3 separate regions of the Mus musculus genome follow, and all the other regions are linked to region 1. The links are chromatin contacts, found by Hi-C in ENCODE. All regions are on one chromosome and are shown on one strand. The core of a region is the stretch at or near the end of the contact, and the rest is flanking DNA. Distances in the headings are between cores, read along the strand shown.

The links. A loop is a pair of places that touch in the nucleus more often than their neighbours do.
Region 2: a loop to region 1 is called in a map of T-helper 17 cell, with 32 times the contacts of the local background. The contact joins the enhancer-like site here to the promoter of Sh2d7 in region 1. A Hi-C loop is called at or near these places in 3 of 37 maps with a recorded cell type or tissue (T-helper 17 cell and T-helper 2 cell).
Region 3: a loop to region 1 is called in a map of T-helper 1 cell, with 43 times the contacts of the local background. The contact joins the enhancer-like site here to the promoter of Sh2d7 in region 1. A Hi-C loop is called at or near these places in 2 of 37 maps with a recorded cell type or tissue (T-helper 1 cell and regulatory T cell).

What each region holds. Positions count from the first base shown.
Region 1 is chr9:54,530,712-54,535,375 of GRCm38, reverse strand. It overlaps Sh2d7 (SH2 domain containing 7), which reads right to left and starts at 1,253. Exons shown (of 6, transcript NM_173778.4): 1 at 1,055-1,253. The coding sequence starts at 1,230.
Region 2 is chr9:62,423,947-62,428,264 of GRCm38, reverse strand. Coro2b (coronin, actin binding protein, 2B) reads left to right here. Exons shown (of 12, transcript NM_175484.3): 8 at 233-329; 9 at 1,622-1,734; 10 at 2,034-2,124; 11 at 2,335-2,474. Among named protein-coding and RNA genes, the nearest start is that of Gm40523, 10 kb to the right of the region's middle. Within about 2 kb of position 2,849, at least 1 of the 3 ENCODE cell types and tissues checked has a DNase peak (open chromatin) inside an H3K27ac peak, as active enhancers do.
Region 3 is chr9:62,449,508-62,453,889 of GRCm38, reverse strand. All of the region lies in intron 3 of Coro2b (coronin, actin binding protein, 2B), which reads left to right. Among named protein-coding and RNA genes, the nearest start is that of Gm40523, 36 kb to the right of the region's middle. Within about 2 kb of position 1,334, at least 1 of the 3 ENCODE cell types and tissues checked has a DNase peak (open chromatin) inside an H3K27ac peak, as active enhancers do.

The DNA of each region.
Region 1 (4,664 bases), core at 4-2,503:
AATGTGAGTCCCCAGGCGACAGGCACCTTCCACCCTGCAATGTAGCCTTGTCAGCAGGAGCAATAGACACAACCTGCAGCTTCCAGCTCTCTATTCAGATAACTGTATAGAAAGAACTATACCAGGAACTTTCACATCAGTAGGGATCCCTGTCTTGGGACTAAGTGTGTAGTTGTGCAAGAGGCACACTACATAAGAGTGTCTGTAGCAAAGAGCTGCTGTTGTGTCTCAAGCTTGGTTACAAGAGGAGCTTAAAAAAAATCACTACCATCCCTTCGGGTCCTTCTACATGATACCAAGTGTTTTTGAGGTACAATGGAAAATTCTAGTATTTTTTTCCTTTGGCTTGGAAGAACACAGATCATATAATTCCTTACCCACTTACTCACCAAATACATCACTACATCACTAGAACTACCTTCATAATTTTCAGGGATCTGTGCCAAATGAATATATGGGACCCCTTATTTCCAAACAAAGGGCATCAAGACATAACACAGAGCATTAAGACAGCTGCAGGTCCCCTGAACACAGCCTCGTGTGGTCCGCAAAGCTGTCCCCGGTGCTGTGTTAGACACTGGGTCAGGACCTGGTTGGTGGGCTTTGTTTCTCATTCCTTTTTCCATCTAGTACTTGGGAAGCTTGAAGATCTCTCTCAACCACAATGCCAAGTCTCACATCCTTGCCTCTATGCCAGGATAATCATGTGTCTAGGTTTCCTGGACAGTTTTCTACCTCAATTACAATAACATTCCAGTGCTGGCACATGGCATGGTCTTCTAACTTTCACCAAGATACTCAGAACTCATCTAAACATGCCTAGCTCCTACTCAGTCCACTGTGGTTCTTCCCACAGCTGCAACTACCCAAGATCCCGCTAGGCAAATGCCCTCCATATGTGCCTTCAAAAGCTTCTACAATCTGTCCCTTCTACCCCAGGGTCCTGCTTAGTGAGGGAAAGGTCAGGAGCCCAAGGTTCTGGAGTCCTTGGGCCATATTCCCAGCCCTGAGGAGCTGCAGATCATGCTGGTCTTGTGGTCAGGGGCAGCCTTACTTGCGAGTGATGAATCCATGAAACCAGGGGGGCAGAACTCCATTCTGTAGGATAGAGGGGGCCTGTGTCTCCATGAACCACTTCAGAGCCAGCTCTTGGATTTCAGCCAAGGCCCGCCCACCCCCTGCCTCCTCCAGTGCCTTGCCCAGATGGAGCTGCTCTGGGCCGCCCTCCATCCTGGTGAGCACTGATGATATGTGAATCCTGATGGCTGCAGTCCTTTATATCTATGCGTGATGCAGCTCATTTGCCTGTGCTCACACCCTTCTCAATGCCCGTGGCACACAGGAGTCCTATTAGATGGCTCTCCTGTGTGAAGCTTTGGGACCAGGCATTTTGGCTGCTAGAGTCACTAGCAGGAGGCTATCGTAGCAGCCTGGTAAGGATCAGGCAGGATTTCCATGATCTCTGGGCCAGCAGAAAAGCTGATGCCTGTGACCTCTTTTTTCCCAACCTCCAGTCTTTGCCTCAGTGGAAAAGCAGACATAAGATGCAGTCACAGCACTGCCCCTGTGAACAGAGCTCTGGATTTAAATTCACTGTATCCTTCCTTCACTGGGGCTTTTGTGTTTTGGTGGGGAAATTCCATGCTGATTAATTTTACCTTTTACTTCAGATTGTATCAGGTACCTGCTGTGTACCATATAAATCTGGGAACAAGACAACTCTCTGTGTGGTGTGTGTGTGTGTGTGTGTGTGTGTGTGTGTGTGTGTGTGAGAGAGAGAGAGAGAGAGAGAGAGAGAGAGAGAATGAGAGAGAAAGAGAGAAAGCGCTCACTCACGTGCGCACACACACACACACACACACACAGGTATTTACCCATGCATAAGTCTGGAAATTAGAGGTTGATATCGGGTGTCTTCCTCTATTGGTGTCCACCTTACTTTTTGAGATAGAGTCTCTCATTGAACCTGGAACTGCTGTTTCAGGTAGGCTGTCTGGCCAGCAAGTTCCTGGGATTCCTGTCTCCGCCTCTCAGTGTGTCCAGCTTTTATGTGGGTGCTGAGGCTACAAATTCAGGTCTTCATGCTTGTGAAGCAAGCACTTTACCTGACAAGTCATCTCCACACTCCCAGAGAAGCACTTACTACTAATGGCAGTAGATAAACAATAAATGTGTGTGATTGCTTGTGTAACACCACACCAGATGAGCCCAGCCTGCGGGGAGCAGGGAGATGGAGACAGAGTGTGTTGGCTGCATGTCATGGGTAGTAGTCAGTCTTGCCCAAGAGTGACCATGGATCTTTGAAGGAGGAAGCCAAGTACCTGGTGAGGAAAGACTGTTGCCAACTATGGGGAAAGTAATTCAATGACAGGATTTTGGCATCCATTTAGGGCAGGCGGTAGAACACTTTATTCACACAAATATTCCCAATCCTGGTGTCAGCATTCTACAGCAGAAACTGAAGCTGAGGTGGCAGAAGCATTAGCACCGCCCCCCCCCCCCCCAGACATGGGTTAGAATCCCAATTCTATCACATTTTGGCCTAGGGTATCAGAAGGTTGTTGAGCCATTGGAGATAGCTCGGTTTCCTCATACACTGGGAATTAGAGGCTATTGTTTGGCTCCGGGGCCGTTATAATGAGTAGGAGCAAAGCGGTAAAGGATGAAAGATCATTTACATACATTCAAAGCAGGGCAGAACTAATCAAGGATGCTAAAAATTAAGACAGCAGAGGCTGTGGTGGTGCAGGGGGGCAGTGTTTATGGACTTCTAGGAACAGATGAGGAGCTGTCAAGGGCTGGTGTGTTTCCACTTTCTCATCTGGGGGGTGTGCTCACTATGAAAATTCATGGGAGCATAGCTTATGCTCTTTGCTAATTACATGTCCCACTTCAATTAAAACCATTTACGGAAAAAGAAGGGGAAGATGTCACAGCCACATTTCCATGGTTCGGATTCTGGCTTGATAACTGTGTTGACCCTTAACCAAATATTATAACTTATTAACTTCAGTGTCTTCATCATTGAAATGAGGATGATAATATGACCCATATATTAGTTCATTTTCTATTGCTGCAGTGGAATACCAGAGACTGGCTACTTTGTAAAGAAAAAAAGATTTATTTAATTCATAGTTGTAAATGCTAGAAGGCCAAGATTGGGTAGCTCTACCCTTCCGGGCTCTGTCAGAGGCCTCCTTAGCTATATCACAGGGTGGTGGGTGCCATCATGGGGACATGACTGAGAAGGAGCCATCACTTGGGACCAGGCTAGCTCTTTTAGAATAACTCACTCTATTTATAACTCTCTAGGGTCCCATAAAACTGAATTAGTCAATCCCTTCCATGGACAATACTCCCCAATGACATTCTTCTTCTAACCACCCTTTAGGGTTGCACCACCTCCAAACATTGACACGCTGAGGCTTCCAACACATAACTCCTTAGGGCACAAGCCACATCCAAACCATAGCAACTTGTTGTTAGAGAGGTCAAATGAGTTAATTCCTTTGAACAGTAGCTCCTTTATTTGGAATAAAATACGTGATTAGGATTAGCCATTGCTTTGATGATTATGATGCCAGTGATGGTGATGATAGAAAGATTCTTAAGTATGAATAGTCTGACCCCATTTGGTAGACTACTATTGTTACTACAGCATTGTTATGAGTCATCTCAAGTCTAAAATAAAATGTGTTAAGGGGAGTGTGTGGCAGTAATCCCAGCACTAAGCAGGCAGAAGCAAGAGGATTATAAGCTTGAGGTGAGCCTAGGCTCCATTTCAAAAGATTAGTTTGAAACCAGCCTGGGTCATACAGCAAGACCTTGCCTCAGAAACAAAGTAAGGGGACTGGCAAGATTGCTCAGTGGTTAGACTCAGGACTGGCCTAAATTTCATGTCCAGCATCAATATCAAACAGCTCACAACTATCTTGTAACCTCAGGGGATCTGGGATATCATCTTTTGGCCTGTTTAGGTACCTGCACTCATGTCCACAAACCCACACAGACATACAGACACACACAGACACACACACACAGACACACACACACAGACACACACACACACACACACACACACACACACACACACACACACACATGCAATTAAGTATGGAATAAGTTTTTTTTAGACAGGATCTTTCTATGTAGCCCTTGGTGGGTTGCAACTCACTAAATAGGCCTTAAACTCACAGAGATCTTGCTTCTGCTTTCCCAGTGCTGGAATTTATAGTATATACCACAATGCCTGGCTTTAAAATAGAATCTTTTGAAAATGTGTTTGGGCACGTGTCGGGTGCATTTGGTTTAGCGGGAGGGAAGGCGGGAGCATGAGGCAAACCTGCCATCTGATCATGGAAGATCACTCTCTGCCCCTCAGCCAAGTCTTCCTCATCTGCACAGGGTAACAGCTCTCAGCTCTCACGGGCATCTCTCAGCACAAGGACAGGCACATGGCGACATAGCAAGTGTTCTTGGAGAGTCACCACTCAGAACATTGATTTTTTTAAAAAATAAATCCTTGATTTCCAGCCCTGACAATGAGAATGTCAAAAGGGGGGCATCATTTTTGAACCTGTTTTTTGGTCTTTTCATTACAGACAAGCCATGGCTACCATGAGGTCTGGAATCTCCAACCCAAGTTGGCAAGGATTATAATTCCC
Region 2 (4,318 bases), core at 1,600-4,099, 7.9 Mb before region 1:
GCACACGTGCCACACACACACTCACACAGCACACACAGCACACAAATCCCATGTACCATACAGACACTCACTGTGATCACACATACACACATATCACGTATATACCATCCCATATCCACCCCTGCCCCTAGTAGAGCTACCAAGGCACAGGGTTAGCTCTCTCCTACAGTGCCTTGGGCCTAGGTCTGCTGGACCCTGCCCTCTACTCTCGTTGCTTCTCTGCTACCCTCAGGGGGATGGAAACATCCGGTACTATGAGATCAGCACGGAGAAGCCCTACCTGAGCTACCTCATGGAGTTCCGCTCCCCAGCCCCACAGAAAGGCCTAGGTAAGGACCTGGAAGCTGATGCAGGCTGCTCTGTGCAGAGCAGGAGATGGTGTTTATTGTCTTGTGCATACACAGGATCCCCTTTACACAATAGTCAGACTCCCAAGCCACAGTCAGCAGGCAGATGGGAATGGGACCCACACGTGCCACCTTCGGCAGGCCAGCTCCTCTGTACCCAGCCTGTCACTCATGGCACCAGCTTGGCTATCTCTGTCAGCAGCAGCCTGCAGGGTATGGGCTCTGGCTTCCTCCTCAGCTGTAGATGCAGAGACTCACTCCACAGTGGGGTTCACATGGTGGGAGGAGGTTCAGTGGCTCTGAAGCCAGGTCTATAGCCTCAGCTGGAGAACTGGCCAGGTCTAGCAGGGCAAGCAAGAGCTCCACCATTTTCCTTGGACCCCAGCACCCAGAGAGACTTGGAACAGAAGACTTGTGAATTTGAGGGTAGACCAGGGGCTATGCAGAGAGACCCTGTCTCAATAAAGAGGGAGAGAGAGAGAGGGAGGGAGGGAGGAGAGATGGGTGGAAGGGAGCGTATTGTAGAAATCTTTTTGGAAGAGCAGCTTCCATCCCAGTTGGAAAGACCTAGAGCCCTCACTCAGATTTACACTACAGGAAAGACACATGGTCTGTCTGTACTTGGCACAGGAAGGTGCCAATCATCTACGTGCTTTGCTCTTCCATGACCTCACACGGGGCGGGGCCACTTCTGCCTAACGAAGCAAAAGTTCAGAGTTAGTGACTCACCCAAGAACTCCTGTGTGGAAAAGGGGCAGAGTCCCCGTTCAAATCCCATTTATAGAAGTCCAAGCTGAGCTCCTAGCACTGTGCAAGCTCTGCCTACTCAGGAGGCGAAGCTGCTCGGGACAGTCTGGCTAGTGAAGTGCAGACAACACATGTAGGTACTGCTGCTTCTAGAAGATCAACAGCAAGCTGTCTCTTGGACCGTGTTGAAACCTCTGGAGTGGAGAGTGGCTTTGCCCTCCTCTCTGTTCTCTGCAGACTGAGACAAAGAAGCAGAGGGAAGACAGTTCATTCCAGAAGGTGCTAGGCCCTGCAGCCTTGTTAAGTTTGTGTCTTGAGTTTGAGGCCAGCCTGGGATACATGACCTTAACCTTGCCTGCCCCCTCCCCTGGCAAATAGTGACTATCATCAGTCAGAGGCCGACTCAAGACATCATGACCACCCTCTGTCCTCTGGGTGGGTCTTTGCACCCAAACTGCAGCCAGCCTGAGAATGTCAGACCGTGAGCAGGGACAGAGAGGTCCCCATAAAGCCCCGTGTCTCTCTAGGTGTCATGCCCAAGCATGGGTTGGATGTGTCTGCCTGCGAGGTCTTCCGCTTCTACAAGCTGGTGACCCTCAAGGGCCTGATTGAACCCATCTCCATGATTGTACCCCGGAGGGTGAGTGGGACTGGGTTGGGCTGCAAAGGGCCCCATGTTCAATCTTACTAACCAGAAGCCCAGATGAACCCAGATAAAGGAGGTGTCGGGACTAGAATATTCAGGCTCCACCTGAAGTAGGGGGCGGAGGACACTCTCAGGTAGGGATGGTTGGTTTGCATGAAAGGGGTCAGTTCTCGAAGGGAGGCCCGGGGAGGACAAAGACTTTGAGGTGGAATGGTAGGGGTGCGCCTAGCTAGATGGTCCCGGCTTTCCCAGCGGTTCCCAGATATCCTTTCCCTTCTTCCTCCCCCGTGCAGTCAGATTCCTACCAGGAGGACATTTATCCCATGACACCAGGCACAGAGCCAGCGCTGACCCCTGATGAATGGCTGGGAGGCATCAACCGAGGTACCTCTGCGGGCGGGCGGGCGGGCGGGTGGGCGCGTGGGCAGGCACGCAGGAGCCACAGAAGAGCTACTCTCCAGCTCAGCTAGCTTCCTCCGCATGATCCCTTGTCCACGTGTGCCCTTCCTCCCACACAGCCAGCAAGCTTGGGACAGTGATATGTCACTCTATAGCCCAGCCTGTTAGATGACAGTGTCTCCATTGCCTCCCCAGATCCCGTGCTGATGTCTCTGAAGGAAGGCTATAAGAAGTCTTCAAAAGTGGTATTTAAGGCCCCCATCAGAGAAAAGAAGAGCGTTGTCGTCAACGGCATAGATTTATTAGAAAATGTCCCACCCAGGACAGAGAATGAGGTAAGGCTGCAGAGTGTCCCCCACACCTCAGGAAGAGTCAGGCCTTTATGTTGCCACTGTGAGCTTCAGGCTTGGAAGGCAGCTCTATCCTGGGACATTTTTCTATCAGTGACACATTCTGTAAGTAACATGTAGTTGGTTCCCTTTGCCTCTGACTTGGAATGAACTTGGAAGCTGGGATGTCAGAGAGATCTGTCTCCCTCCAAACCTCAAATTCACTGACAGAGATGGAATATTATCCTCATGTGTTGTGGACATTGTAAATCACCAAGCGGGTCCATCTTCCTGGCCTCCTCATCACAGCCGGCCTTGACTTCCTGCTTGCTGGTCTGTCACGTTTCCTGCCTCAGAGGAAGAGACTGGCTGTTTACAAGCGGCCTCTTTGTACCACGAGGAGTAAGAGCTCATGCTGACACAGCTAGAGCTGTCCATGGCCTCTGAAGTTAGCTGCTTTCAGGCTGTCACTCCACCCCCACCCCCACCCCAGGCCCACATGCCAACACAGCTCAGCTCAACTGGTAGTTATAGGATGCCTACTGTGTGTCAGACCCGTGGCCTGATGCAGCTGGAAGCCCAACTGGTTGTATAAGTCCATCTGTGTATGAATTCGGGCTCTGCCATTTCCACTGAGTGTCCTGACTTGTCCAGCTGTTGTGATATGCTAGAGAGACGGGGCACAGTACCCAGCAGTCTTCATGGCTCACGCTAAGTGCTCAGAAAGGCTGGCTGCATTAGCCCTCTGTTGCTGTGTAACACATTACCCACAGCCTATTTACAGCTCCAAGGATTAGTTACCTTTCTCATTGTTGTGACTAAAATACCTGAAGGAGGAAGCAGGGAGAGTTTGGGGGGAGCCTACAGTCGGGGGAGATACAGTCCACTATGGCAGGGAAATCACGGCAGCACCAGGAAAGAGGCATCTGGTCCCATTACCTCCACAATCAGGAAACAGAGAGCGAACAGAAGTAGGGCGGGGCTATAAAACTTATAATCTCACCTAGGGAGGCATCACCTCCTAAAGGTTCCCCAACCTTCCCAGATAGCACCCCCAGTTGGAAACAACGTGTTCAAACACATGGGGGGGGCATTCCATACTCAAAGCAAAATACTTTGCCAAGGCTGATCAGCTTTCAGCCATCTCTGGGTGCCTGTGGTTCAAGTCGCTTATGAGCTGCAGCTATGTCAGCTGGGGCCGCAGTCACAGCCCGGGGTCCTAGCTAAGGGAGGACCTGCTTGGATATTGATTCTCATGGCTGCTATCCGGCAGAGGACCTCAGTCCTCACCGTCCCAGCCACGTGGACTTCAGTAAATGCTAGCTTCCGCCATGTCAGCCAACTTCCTGCGCAGCAAGAGAGGACTCCAAGATGGAAGCCAAAGAGGTTCTGTAAGGTGATCTAGGATGATACATCACCAATGCTGCCATGCCCTGCGTGTTTGGCACAAGCTGCTAGGTTCAGCTCAGTTCAGTGGGGAGAATGGCAAGCACCATCTTAGATCAGGCTGTTGGTCCACAAACGTAGACTATCACCATCATCAGTAAAGATCACTGCACTTCACCTCAGGGATCATCCTTAAAAGAGCATCTGGCAGGCAGCTTGATCACAGGCATGACATGTGTCTATGCGGGCTGGGGGTGTGGCTCAGCTAATAGAATGCTTGCCTGGTATGCCAAAGGACCGGGGTTCGATACCCAGTACCACATCAACTGGGCATATATGGTAGACACCTGTAATCCTAGCGCCTCTGAAGTAGAATCCATACTGAGCTAGAGATCTGGGATAGGAGAGAGAGGGTTATGTGCCACTATAGAAAGATGTTCATAGCTGGGCGTGGTGGCGCACGC
Region 3 (4,382 bases), core at 85-2,584, 7.9 Mb before region 1:
AGATGAAGGTAGAAAACGACTGGAAAATCCAGGGACACAGACATCAGTGCAGCTTCCTGTCTATCCTTCCTCAGTGTAGCTGCCTCAGAGGGGCAATGGAACAGAGTAGGACTCAGCCAAGCTGATACAAGAGCTCCCTCTATTCCCAAGTGAAGGAGCCTCTGCTCTCCAGCCAGGCCACTGGTTACCTAGTGCTCACTGGCGTAGTCGGAGGACAGGTTATGAGCCCAGGATACTAGAACTGGAAACAACTTCAGAGCTGTCTCCCTGTGTTCCCCAGCTGGACCTTGAACTCCAGAAGGAAGAGAGCATGGCCCATTTGGCTCTGAGTCCCTGGCATCTAACACAAGACCTCATATCTAAAACAAACAAACAAACAAACAAACAAACCCTCTTGCTGTGAACTGAATGAAAAACTCGAGTTAGATATGTGCACAGACCGAAGAATACACACATGGATGGATGGTTAGATGTCTGGATGCATGACTGATAGAGAGATGGTTGAATGGCTGGATATAAAGTTGGATGATTAGATAGATGATAGATGATAGATAGATAGATAGATAGATAGATAGATAGATAGATAGATAATGAATAATTACGATGGAAAAGGAGAAACAGACAGTAACATCTCCATGAATTCCCAAGTGGAGAGTGAGATCAGATCGCAGGCTCAGAACTTACATAACAAAGAGATGGAGGGTGCACTGGAAAAGCAGACAGGGCTTGGCTGGCTAGAAAGATTCCTGAGGGCAGAAAATGTCTGTGGGGACAGTGAATGGAAGTGGGGAAGGAACTCTATTGGCTTTGTTACTTTCTTCAGCAGCTTCAGGACCCAAGTGACCACAGGACAGCTATCAGGGGCCAGGTCACAGGAAGACTAGAGCTGCAGATGTGTGGACAGGAGGTGGATCCAGGAAAGGCCACAGAGCCCAAGGAATCACTGGCTGCTCCCCAGGCTGGGAAGGAGGCAGATGGAGCTCCTGGTGCCTGGTAAACATGATGGTCAACTGGAGAAAGGCTCAGGGCTCAGCAAGCTCAGGGCAGGCAAGGCTGCTCCCCACCTAGGGAGCCCAGGAGGACAAGGACTGCATCTGTCTCTGTCCCAGCCTACTGGAAGGGCTGAGTGACTCACCAGCCAGCAGTGAGCAGACAGTCTTGAGATTCTGGGCTCTTGTATGCACTCTGGCCTCAGGACTCCACATGCACTCTCCCCCTGGGAGGCAGGCAGCGCACGAAGGGACAGCGTAAGACCCAGCTGGGAAAGGGAAAGACAATCAGGAGGACCGGCCTGTGTTAGCTCAGCCTCTTCCTCCATCTGCTGTTGCTCCCTACTCCTGGATGTAGCCAATGCACAAGACATGCATGGTGTGTGGTCAGACAAACTCAAGGCTCAGCCCTGCTACAGGAGTCACATGATCGGTACCCACTGGTGGACAGCCTGATGGGATGCTGGGGTCCAAAGTCTCTACTGTGGAATCTGGTGGCCTTGAGATGAGACGTCGGTGCCGCTGCTTAGCTGGGTGCCCAATGGCATATGGCTTCGCCTCTCCGGACCCTGGCTCTGCTCATCTCAGAGGCAGTAATAGCAGGGCCCTCCTCAGCATAGTGACCAGGATATGAAGAAGCCCATGCATACCGCTGTGCCTGGCACCTCACAGGTGCTTGCTGCTTCAGTCCTGCTCTGCAGACAGCCCCAGCAGGGAGGCAGAGCCCACAGACACATAGAGATGAGTCAGGACTCCACAAAGGCTGTGGGCACAGACAAGAGGGAGGAGCTAATGAAGACCCAGATACAGAGGAGGGAACGTGGGAGGGCTGGTCCTGGAAGACTGGGAGTTTGTTCACTAGGGCGAGAGCCTGGGCCACCCATCCTCAATTAAACAATTAAACAGACAAGGTAATAGTGAAACACAGAGAAAGGAGACTTCTTTGGTAAATTATTTATTCAGATAGCATTCCTGGTGAGCTATGGTCCTGTCCATCACTGGCCCATCAATGCTGGCTTCCAGTCTCTTCTTCAAGGTGACCAAACAAGCTGTGGAAACTGTATGAAACCTTTCCTTGAGATAAGCTCCCCGGGGCTGGAGAGATGGCTCAGCCCTTAGTTAAAGGCTGGGCTCACAACCAAAAATAGAAGAGATAAGCTCCCCACCCCCACCCACTCACGGCTGGCGCTAGGTTTCAGACTCTTGCTTCTCCCAACATGAGATTCCTATGGGGATTCCAATTTGTTAGGAGCCATTTTCTTAACAGTCTAATAACCAGAAAGAGGGCACAAGTTTCTTTAGGATAGCTTCATTCCTGTCAGTACGGTTACACTTCAACCAGAAGAGAAAGGGTTAAAGTGAACCCAAGAAGAGTCCTGGCCTAGAACAAGGCCTGGAGGGAGTAAGCAGGGTGCCTAAGAAAAGGCGAGTCCTCCAGCTTGGTTGGAGCTGTGGGTGATGTCACCGGGGAGTAAGCAGGAGAGAGGGTTGCAGAGGGAGGTTGGGACAGATAAAGGAGGAAAGGCAGGGTGAGCTTAACTCTGCCGCCGGAGCTTCTCAAACCATCCAAGGATCCTTTGGGATCCAGGGGATGGGGGTGGGGGTCTGAAGGGGCCTCAGCCAGCTTTTGGGGGGACATAAGGCTCCGGTCACCTGGATGGAGGCTGCTGATGTAGACAGGTGATTAAGTCTGAGATAGGGGAGGACCTAAGCTTTTCAGCAGCTGCCAGGCCTGCTAGAAGCCAGGCTCAGAGCCTCCTTAGCCCGCTGGTTTCTGCTCACACCTGTGCAGTACTTAGGACTTTAGCCTTGGAGCCCACAGGCCCAGGGCGAAGCTCAGTTGCTCCTGAAGAGCTGGACCCCGAACCCGAGGTTACATCAGGAGTCTGTAGCAAGCAGCTTTCCAGACTCCTGCCCTGCTGCCTCGCCAAGGCCTTGCTTCTATAGGGGACAAAACTGAGGCCCAGAACCATGGCAGGCTAACAGTCTGGATCCATTGCACACTCTCTGTGTGTCCCGAGTTGGGCATTGAGCATTCAGACATGCAGAAGAGTCCTCCCCACCTGGCCCTGCAGCCCGTGTTTAAGGAGCCTCTGACTGGCCTTCCTGCCATAAGTTCTCCTGAACTTCCTCCACCAGCCCATTCCAGCCTGAAGGGTCAACTCACTGTGCAGCATACATACAGAGGCCGGTCTAGGAGGTTCACAGGTATACCAGACACAGTGTTTCCTACCAGGGCTAGGAACATCATCCCCAAGAAGCCTTTGCTGGTCTTGGTCCTTTCCTGCAGGAGGCCATGCAGGAGGACAGACAGATGGCCTTAGAACTCATGGAGTGCAGCCCACGGCTTACCACAGCCACATGGGTGAGCCTCAGTGTGTCACAGCCCGAGGGCCACGTGTCCTGAGGACTTCATGCTGTTATGGGGCTCTGCTCTGCCTGCTGCCCTCATATCCCTCTTCATCTAGGAATTGTATGAAACCTCTAAGGAGGCGTCCAGGCCCTCCCTGGGCAGTATCTCTGGCATTCGCAGTCCTGATGCTTGACTTCTTTCAGGCACTGCTGCTGGAGCAGATTGTAATTCTGTCACCACCCTAGAGAAGAACTCAGAGATGTAGATTGTCAGCGATGTCTTCCACCCTTAGAAAACATTTGGAAAAGTAAGGTTGTTAGTGAAGCTAGGTTGAGATGTTTTTACTACTGGCTCTGATGTAAAAAAAGAAATCTTAGGGAACAGCTTGAAGTTCAGAAAGGCATGTTCTTATTAGTTGAGCTAGGGACCTTTTATGATCAAGGAACAAGAACAATGACAGCATTGGCTGATATGACTCTCACTGAGGCTGGACTGATGATAATTGATTTCCTATATCCATTTTTGCCCTCAGCTTCCTGATATAATTTATTAAAAATGGCTGGTGAGTAGATATGTGTTTTGAGGATTTAAGATAGGTCTGAGTGATTCCTATGTAAAAGTTTAGATTTGTGATTCTTTTAAGATTCTTACAAGATTACTTTTAAATAATAAAATAATTACTTCTTTCTTTGAAACCGCAAATTGCTGCCTGCCAGTAACAGAAACTGGCTGAGAAAACTCCCTTCCTTGTTTGCATTTTGATCATCTATAACAAGTTGCTTGGTTATGAATGTATGTGGTTTTTTTTGAGAATAATTTGCTTTCTTTACCTGTATTACATAATGTTATAGCTTATAAAGGTATTGAAAAACGCATTGGTTTTTCATAACCGTTCACTAGAAGAAAATAAATGTAACCACATTGTAGTTTTATACTGCTTGAAAGATTTTGCTGGGATATGTAAGCTATGGAAGAAAGAATAAAGTAGGGTAAGGTATGATGTGGTGTCATTTGGTGTGGTATAGCATGGTGTCGAGCGC